Regions from separate parts of the Mus musculus genome. Here region 2 is linked to region 1. A link is a loop called in an ENCODE intact Hi-C map of the cell type or tissue named here. Cell type or tissue: left cerebral cortex. All regions are shown on one strand.

The links. A loop is a pair of places that touch in the nucleus more often than their neighbours do. Peaks named below come from ENCODE experiments on the same cell type or tissue, not always from the same donor. Only the 100,000 strongest peaks of a DNase experiment are listed, where the experiment ranks them.
Region 2: a loop joins it to region 1, with 15 times the contacts of the local background. A loop is called at or near these places in 5 of 42 quality-filtered maps.

The regions. Positions count from the first base shown.
Region 1 is chr3:76,564,733-76,569,732 of GRCm38, reverse strand. The region is part of intron 8 of Fstl5 (follistatin-like 5); the gene reads right to left. Among named protein-coding and RNA genes, the nearest start is that of Fstl5, 490 kb to the right of the region's middle. In left cerebral cortex, a CTCF peak has its summit at 2,188; no DNase peak of the experiment used is centred here.
Region 2 is chr3:76,070,799-76,075,798 of GRCm38, reverse strand. Fstl5 (follistatin-like 5) reads right to left here and starts at 1,238. Exons shown (of 16, transcript NM_178673.4): 1 at 825-1,238. In left cerebral cortex, no CTCF peak of the experiment used is centred here; DNase peaks (open chromatin) are centred at 244, 1,243 and 2,667; H3K4me3 peaks cover 1,935 bases; H3K27ac peaks cover 655 bases.

The DNA.
Region 1 (5,000 bases):
AAACTTAAGTGGGTAACTACCTTCTTTCTGATTAGATTTAAGGCCTGCTTTACAGATTGAAACCAATGCTTCATACTGAAGTTGAAATTCTTGAAGATTCAGTTGTGTCATGTGATGTTTGTCTGGACGCTCTCTTAATGAGAGGTTGTTTTGCTGAAGCAGACATGTGAGAGGATGTTTTGCTGAGGTCGTCACTTGAGAGGATACGTGATGGTTTGGAAAGAGTATAAGCATAACCCAACAGGCAGTGAAGGAAGCTCCTGAATTGGTTCACCTTGCAACACTTTGTTGGTCTTCACTGATCATTACTTGTTATGACTTTGTAGAAAGAAAGCACCTCATGGTATTCTGGCTGCTTCTGCAGACTCATAACAATTTTGCTGAGCCTGTGTGTGTGTGTGTCTATCTATCTATCTATCTATATATATATATATATATATATATATATATATATATATATACATACAGAGAGAGAGAGAGAGAGAGAGAGAGAGAGAGAGAATGAGAGCAGACTGCTGCTCCTGTTTCATATATAATTTTCTGGACTGGACTGCTGATATCCTGATAATGATGATTGGAATCAACCCCAAAGAACTACTTCTTAACAGGTCTACATTCCCCTTGCCTATTAACCATCATCTTCCACTATCTTTGATCACTGCGCTAGAAAGGAGGTTGAAGTGTTTGAAAACCCTAATTAAAGTGTATTTTGAAAAAAAATCTAAGCTTATATCCTACTGTAAATATGGCTCAGAGATCATAGTTGGAAAGACCACAGGCTTCAGCCTGACTTACTACTAAATGGACGTTTTAACATCATCAATCTTCTTTCTAGATTCTTATTTCTGTATACATACATCCTTTCTAGGTTCTTATTTCTGTATACATACATCCTTCTATATTTCTGATCTTGTCAGAGAAATTTCTTAGTGCAGTGGAATTCCGCTAGTGCAGAAACTTACAACTGTTCAATGTGCTTACTAAAAAAGTATCAAGAGTTTGTTCAGACATAAATGGAATATCTATCTCACACCACCCCTCTAAACCTTAGGAACCACCACCATAGAATAGTCAAAGAAAGATTTTAAGAGCCAGGGGTCTTACAAGACCAGAGAAAAACAGTGTTCTTGATATGATCAAACCTCAGCACTCATGCACTCACAGCAACTCCTGCACCAGACTTACAAAGATTAAAACAGACAGCATTTTAGCATGGGGATGGAAGGGGTTCATGATCATAGCCACTAACTGAGGCCATATTAACAGCTGATTGCTTCTGAGAGAGGTAAAGTCAGTGCTCTTTACAGATGTGGCCCCTGGTAGGTCAACCATACTCAATGGATGGCCCCATATCCTTAATTATAGGGACAACACAAACTGGGATCAGTGAGCTATTGAATAATAAAGAAATGAAGTTAAAGGAGTAGAGAATTTGGGAGTGGATCTTAAAGGACTTAGTGGAAATAGTGAGAGATATACATGATCAAAATATATGCAATTCACATGTAGTTAATACAATATTATATTTAATAACCCTTTATTCTCCTAAAATATTTGATATCTCTCTAACAATTTGACCAAGAAGCATAGATATTATTCTTGCCAAATATTACACAGCAAACTTAAAATGTTAAATTTATAACTCATAGGTTTAAAAATTAAATCTTGCAGATTTTCTTGTCAAATACAAATTATTAAGCTAAAATTTAAAAAAATTAATATGGAATGAAGCCATAATAGTGTTTTTAAAGGTAAATACATTACTATATTAAAAAATATCACAGATATGTTAAAATAAAATGGATAAAAATGAAACCATGATTCATCCCTCATTATATTTTAAAAGAAAATAAGTATTAAATTAATTTATCTAAAGAATGATTACATGTATTATTCAAAATATTATTAAAATTAATCCTATCTTAATTAACGTAAATACAAATTAATGTGTATTATCAGAAGTATCAGCCTTCTCAGGAATACATATACAGGAATCATTATTAAATCACCATCATTATCACATATAGGACTTCATACAATTATTTTTAACACATTTTCCATTTTTGACCTGATCTAATGATAATTTAGAGTGATAATCACAACAGCAAAGAATGCTTAGCTTTAGGAGCCTAGTCCTATCAACATCAAAGTATGAGTTATCCTTATTTAAAGCAAAACTGCAGTTTTCAGCTTTATCAATAGATGGCAGACCATTTACAATATGTTTTACTAAAAGTAATGATATTTACTCAAACATATCAACTGATAAAAAATATAACCCTGATATAAAAAGCTTGATGTATGTAATTTGTTTTCCTAAAATTTATTGTCAGTAATGAGTTTATTCTTTTTTTCCTTTACCTATGCATTTCTTTGTTCTATATATTATATTCACTTTCAAAATTATCTCCTAATATTTACAGCAATACATAGTACCTTATTAATAACTTTCATTGTTCTGACAAGCCCACTGCTTTGAAGCTTTTGTTTCTATGTTCAAGCGTGCGGTTGAGGATTTCTTATAGAATAGGTAACCACAGTGCATTGCAGTAGTAATGCTGTCATAGAACCTTGCATATTTATTAATATTTTATTTTGTTGCATCTTAATTTATTTTATTTGATGCCAATCTTGATATGTCCCAGAATCTCCTATACTCTCTTTTTAGACCTGCAAGCTTTCAAACTCCTGAGTTTTATTTTTGCCTAATCCTCCTGAGATTAAGGCTAATGGCTGTTTTATTTTAAAATAACTAGTGACCTTCAACCAAAAGGTAAGCTGCTTACCAGTACTATAATAGTAAAAATAATCTATTCAGAGTTGTGGAATTATATTGACAGCCACAAATGCCACTCATGGTAAGCATCATTTATTCAAAAACTTAAGAGAAAATATCTTTAGATTGTTTTAGTAGAATTTACATAATTTGTTTATATGTAATGAGATAGCTTGGGGAATCTTACCCAACTATACATATAAAATTCAGCTATGTTTACCATAACTTTTCATAATGTCAGAAAGTAACTTCATGCAGTATTTTGGTGTGTCTCACATTCATTGGTAACTCATTACACGAGGTTTAGTGTGAAGTGCTACATGTGGGCAGTCCATCAGCACCAAAAAGTTTGCAGAGCTGGGGCACTTGGAATTTCAGGGCTGTGCCTTAGCGATGCTCAGCATCTACTGTAGAATGTTAATCACACAGTGAATAAGAGACTGAATTTCATTTTGAAGCATACCCTCATATAATTAGTAGAGATCTATTGGAGGTGCTCAGAAAAAGAATCCCATTTTTCCCTCTGGAAAACAATCTTAAACTGCTGTGTATTAGCTGGTAATGTCACAGAAGCAGGGGGGGAGGGGATGGTAATCAGGAATGGCAAGCTTGATATATCATTGATAACAGTAAAGCCATTGAAGATTCATATCCATTCTGACTTTCCCTGTTATTTTGGATTTTCTTGCTTGTAAGCATCATCACATTCATGGTATTAACCAGAAAAGCAGTGCCTTTTTCACTGGATCAGTATAAAGTCTCTGATTGGCACTAAATTGTTTAAGGTTAATTTGTCTAAATATCTCAATTAGCATGAAGCCTATTTGTACTTGATATAATCTTAATAAATACTTATATCAATTCACATACAGTTTTCAATGGAAATCAAAATTCTGCAAGTCTGAAACTTTACCCAGATATCTATAATTATTTAGCTTTCTGTGTTGCAATCTTGTTTATTAAGAGAAAATTTATAGAAGCCATGGATATATTCTTGGCACATTTTGAGACAGCATTCTTTTTCAAACTGCATACCTCTTTATGAAATTGTTTGTCATGTCAAACTTCAAAAGACCTCTTAAAGAGTACATCTTTTTGCCAACAGAGCAAATACCAATGTTCCATGGAGTAGGTAATTTATATTTTGCTAAAAACAATTTTTCTGCTTATTTGATATGTTAAAAATAATTAATAATATGAAGTTTTCTGGTCAACTTAAATATACAAGGGAAACAAAGAATTCATGGTCCAAGGCCATACTTAAATCTAATATACATCTGCATATATATATATTAAAATCTAAGATGACGGTAGTAAACTTTTCAAATTAAATACTGACTGAAAAAACTGCAAAGGCAATTATCTAAAGTGAAAAAGATTACTTTGAATTGGAGTGTTTATTAAGATATTCGAGGAGAGAAATGAAATCTCTGACAGATCTCAGGAAATTGTGACATCAGCCAGAGAAAGTGAGACATTTAAGGCAGTCACCATGCAGTGATTACTTTACACACTCATAGGCTTTAGGAGCACAAACTTATACACAAGTTCCTTCATCTTATGAGAAATCACCAGAAAAAGTTATAAAAGACCATGCAAGTCTTTTTGTACATTTAGTAAAATGTGTTAAAGGAGGACAAAATGTATCAATCTGACAAAATCATAAAGGCCTATATGTATATTGTAAAATGTGATCCATTGACCATAGTGCCAGAAAACAGTATAATATTGACTGAATAACATCTGTAGAACCGATGTTGGTCTATTTCTCTATATGAATAATTTCTGTAGCCATCTATTTGACCACAATTAATAATGATATCTTACAAAAACAATAAAGAAGTTTGCTGATATGTAGTTCAATAAAGTATTCTAATCACATGAGAATTAATTACATGAGTGTAACTATAGATTCTCATAATTCTATCAGTTATGCAAAGCTATTGTTTGAAAGTAAAAGATGTCATTGTAACTATTTTGGCTTGAGCTGAAATTCAAATAAAATACAGAAGAAATAATCACGAACTTCAGTTTTAGTGATGAAAAACCTGAGATGTCTCCACCAATAACAGCAAAGCAAACCCAGGAAACAAGATAGATACATTATTAGTTTAAATGAAGTGAAATTTATTTTTAGATCACAGGTATTAGCAAGTGCACATGCAAATTGCAAAGGGTGCTTAAATTCTAATTAAGCTATCTTGAGAATGTCCTCATGTTAAAT
Region 2 (5,000 bases), 490 kb after region 1:
TTAAGCATGCAAGAGGTTAAAGGTTGATGAAATAGCAAGACATCTTCTCAACCCAAGCTTACCTGCCTCACTCAATCACCTAAGCAGTCAACACTATAATGTAAGCTGATACTATATTATTAAATCAGAGTATCTCATTTGCATTCACCTCTGACCTGACGGGCTGGGGAGAGATGACATCTACTAGGAAATAGCAGAACAAGCAGTCCCCAACTTGGAAATTCACAGGACCTTGGGTGTGAAATCCTCACAGACTGAGTTTCACTAGTTTTATTTGCACCCGCTGCACAACAACATATGTAAATGAAGCCAGCCTGGCAGAAATAGCCCTATCCCTTCCGTCTCCCCTCCAAACCATGTTAACAAGCTCAGCACTTTGCAATTCATGTTTCAGACACACAAAATATTATTTATTATGCAAACAGTAGGTCATTCAAATATGCTTTTAAATTAAATGCATTTTAAAGAACTTGGAAATTTTTATCACATCCATACACATATTTGTGGGCTTGATATTGAACAGTTACAAACCCAAGCCACACTACAAGTATTCATCTAAAATATTTACACTGATAAAGCAAGATGTATCATGACATTAAGTTCACAAAAACAGACAGCTCTCAACTTCCTTAACACTTTAATAATCGTGGTCTTCAGTATTATTAGAAGAGCATCTCTATTGTATCAAATTATTAATTTTTATAATTATTTCCAAAGTCCTGTCTCAAATTATAGAAATAAAAATAACTTATTTTTAAATTTTTTCACGGCTGCCTGCATTTCTCACCCACTTGCAATCATTTATAACAATATTCTATTCTTACCTTATTTGAAGTAAAAAACAAAAAAGTCCTCCAAAAAGATTTCTAAATGATGTGAAAATATGAGTCACAGTGTAAAAAAGAAAAAAGAAAAATAATAACGATGAAAAGATCCTCTTAGGTTGGAAAAAAAATCCAAATACTTTGAGTTAGAACTACAGAATCTCCAAAGTCACGCCTGAGTGGGCGCCCAGATTGCAAACATAGGAGTCTCTCCCACGTCCGAGTCGCACTCCTTTGTCAAGTTAAATTGGGTCCTGTGGTGAAGCGGGTCCCACTGGGCACATAGGGTTCCAGTGGGCGTTGCCTCCAGGTGCCCAAGCAGGCGATCCCTTACACCCGGGGTTCAGCACCGACACTCTGTGGACAGCACCAGCTCCGCTCACGTCCAGTTTGTCTCAGTCACTGAACCAGGATGATTCTCGCGCCTCCTCCCTCCGCAAAAGCCAGGCTGCCCGTCAACCCCGGTGTGCCCCGCCCCCACATCTGACGTAACTGTTTTGCATATTAACTCTCCAGGAGGTGAGGGGCGGCCCCTTGGCTGGGCTTCTGATGGGTTCAGCTACCGCAATCCAGAGGACCAGACTCAAGATTAAAATCAGCATTTGGGCATTGGTCGGACTTTATGCTCCATTCGCGGAGCCCAGCAGAAACTATAAAGGCTGCGGCGGTGTCTGCGCCTCCTCCTTCGCTGGGACCGCGGATCCCGGGACTCTGCGACCTCACAGCCCGCTAGGGAGACCAGGCTTCCTAGTATGGGACTGTGAGGTAAAGAACTGCGCACCAAGAAGTCATCCAGTCCTGTCTCATGCATCAGACCCTTTAATCTTCCAGACCAAACTTTCTCTCTCATTTGGTTGTGGGTGGGTACCTGATTCAGACTTCTGCTCCTATATGGGGCTCTTGGAGTGAGGCCCTGCTGCAGAAACTTGACTGGAAAAGAATTAAAAATATCTGAGCGCAGGAAGGGTATTTGAAAGCTTGTAATGCTTGCCACCTCTCCGAAACAGGATTTTTTTTTTTTTTTTTTTGCCATGTGACTGTTTAGTTTATGATAAGCTTCATAGAATTGGAGATGGCAGGATTTTAGAAGCTCATATTAATAATGCTTTGTTTGAAAGTTCTCAGCTTCAACTCTCATCGCCAAACCAAGAAGCTTGTACAGTTTTTATTATGTCCGATACATCACTTGTTCTATGAAAGATGGAACAGGCTGGAAGCAGTGTCACAGCTTTTAGCAGTTCTCTCAGTGTGTATGATCTTCCTTGTCCCAGGATGCTACAAAAAGGACTTTGACAAAGGAAGAGGCCCAGACAGGTCACATCCACAGTGATCTCTGACTTGTGAAGGAAACAAAAACCAAAAAAAACAAAAACAAAAAAAAACAAAAACAAAAACAAAAAACAACCCACCAAAAACAAACAAAAAAACCACTCCAGGTACAGCCCCATACCTTCCACACAAACTTCCTACACCTAGTGTTAATTGAACAGAAAGTAGTATATAAAACTAAGCCCACGATTTTTAATTACATAAAGCTTTTTCATAAAATGTGTATCATTTTTTTTAAAAAACACCTACTATTAAATGTGCTATTTTCCACAGGATTACACGAGTTCTTCATCGTTTTCCAGGAATCTAAGCAAACTTCTCACTGGGACCACTCCTGTGTTCCCAGCAACGTTAATTAGATGATCAACTTGGGTTTCCTGGGAAAGCATCTTTAACAAACAAAGACAATAATTCTCAGATGCAGAGCAATCTGCCATGCTTTGGTCTCCTCTGGCGACTACCAACTTTATGTTAATATATAAATGGCAAATGTTATTTTGAGCTGCTCATTATGTGGACACACATGCGCGTGCGCGTAGATTTATTGTTTCTGTTCCTGGTGCACTTTTAATGACAGTTTTAGAAACCATGGCAGGAAATGAAAGGTAATTCATGGGAGCAGGTGGGTATTGTCAATTACAATTACAACAAAGCCAGTTGAATAGCCTGCCCTTAGGCTGGCGGTGGAAAGAGAAATAACCCAGGCATTGCTTTGATGTCCTCATGCTATGCCGTCAGAGAAGATTTGATAGTTTACTGCAGAAATACATAAGACATTTTTATATAGTCTTGTAAGAATGCAAGAAAACCTATGGCAATTATTTAATCAGCGTTAATTTTCAGTTCACTCCAGTAATAAGACATTAAGGGTAGGAATCCAAATGAGGCAATCATACAATTATTCAAAGTCTAAAAAGGGTGGACTGGGAAGCTTCCAAATACAAAGGTGGGATGCTAATTGTTTTCTCATCATCTCTAAAAAGAACAGAAGAGAGCAAAGGAGAGAGAAATGAGAGAAAGAGCAATAGGAAGTAGAGCAATTCTGACAGACATGCCCAGAAACACATACACCAAACAGGCATCATGGGCTCTAATGCATCCTCCACTGGAGTAGCCAGGGTTGGGGGGCGGGGGAGGGGGAGGGGGCGGGGGAGGGGGCGGAGGGGGGCGGGGGAGGGGGAGGGGGAGGGGGCGGAGGGGGGTAGGGGAGGGGGCGGAGGGGGGGGCGGGGGAAGGGGGCGGTGTTTGTTTACATTCTTTAATGTCCTAATGAAATATGGTGACTTTCAAATTATTCTGACCCCTTTGTGACTTCCTGTATTTGTATGATTTGAATTTTGTGACATATCTGGGGTTTTGTTGTTGTTGTTGTTGACATAGAATATAAATAAAAACATCTGAAATTTCTCTTTTAACGTCTACAATTCTTTAAAGTACAAAACTTCATGAAGTTTTCGCTGAGTATGATGATTTTGCATCTGTCTACTATACTTGTGAAAAGAAATCTCAGTACAAACAGGCTGGGAGATGAGGCGAGGGCAAGAGGAAATTGAATGAAGTACCCTATGAGAAGGGAGGGATGGTTCATCTACCCAGGAAAAACTAAGAAAATATAGACTGGAGGCCCCCGTCTAGTCATTGTTTATGCAAGCATATTAATAGTATGTATGGGTACACGTGGTCATGATGAAGCTCAATGTGAGTTCAGATAACTTTTGACTCCCGAATGTCATATTATTTCATTTTCAAATTATAATTATTTTATTGTATATAATATCCCAAAATTCTAATCATTTTTGCATATATAATATGCCGAAGTTGTAAATGCTTTAAGGAAAGCAGTGATATATGGTTTGTTTATGTTTTATTTCTGAGTCTTGTACTGGCTAGATTTTAGTTAATTAGTTAGTTAGCTATTTAGTTAATTAGATAGTTAGTTTGCTTGTTTGACATGAGCTAGGGTTATCTGGCACTAGGAAATTGCAAGGCTGTGATTCATTTTCTTTTTGAATGATGTTGTGGTGTGAAAGAGCCCCAGCCCACCAAGGGAAATCACTTCTGGACTGGTAGCCATGGGGAGCAAAAGAAGGTATGCCAACTAAGCCAAGGGGAGCAAGCCAGGGGGAGCAAGCCAGGTCCCTGTAAAGCCTCTCTGTTTCGGTTCAGCCTCCAGGTTTCTGGCCTGTTATTTTACACTGACCTCCCTCCATGATGCACTACAACTATGACCTGAAATAAAACCTACCCTCTGCACATTGCGTTTGGTCATGGTGTTTGTCACAGCAAGAGAAGGTAAAACTAAGACAAGTCTTTTACAACATTTGTTGCAAAGGAAGAATGTGTTTGCTGTGACAAGCAGAAGTCTAGCACTTCTTACTCTGTGATCTCTTAGTCCCACGAATGAAAAGAGAACAAAGCAAAAAGAAAGCTCATAGTCGTAAATATCCTAAGCATCTTAATTAAGAGAATCAGAAGGCTATGGCATAGCATGAATGTCCCACTGTCCCCACATGCCCTCAATGTGGCATTGACATCATGGCATTGCCTTCTAATATCAGAAGAGTGCATATTTTCAAATATGTTAAGTATACCAGTTAATTTCATTAAGAAAGAGTTTAAAATTATGCCTTTGTGTTGTGGCCAGTTTACAACAACCCCATCCTTAATTACAACATACAAAAGATTTTATGTTTGGCATTTGAAATTTATACTTTCTTCTTTTTTGTACTAACAACTTCCCTTTTTCCTTTCTTCTTATCTATTCTCTCTAGTCAATTTATGTGCTTTATTTAAGTGCTATTAAATTCTAATGCGCTATTCAAGTAGTTTGCTAGTTATATATGAGTT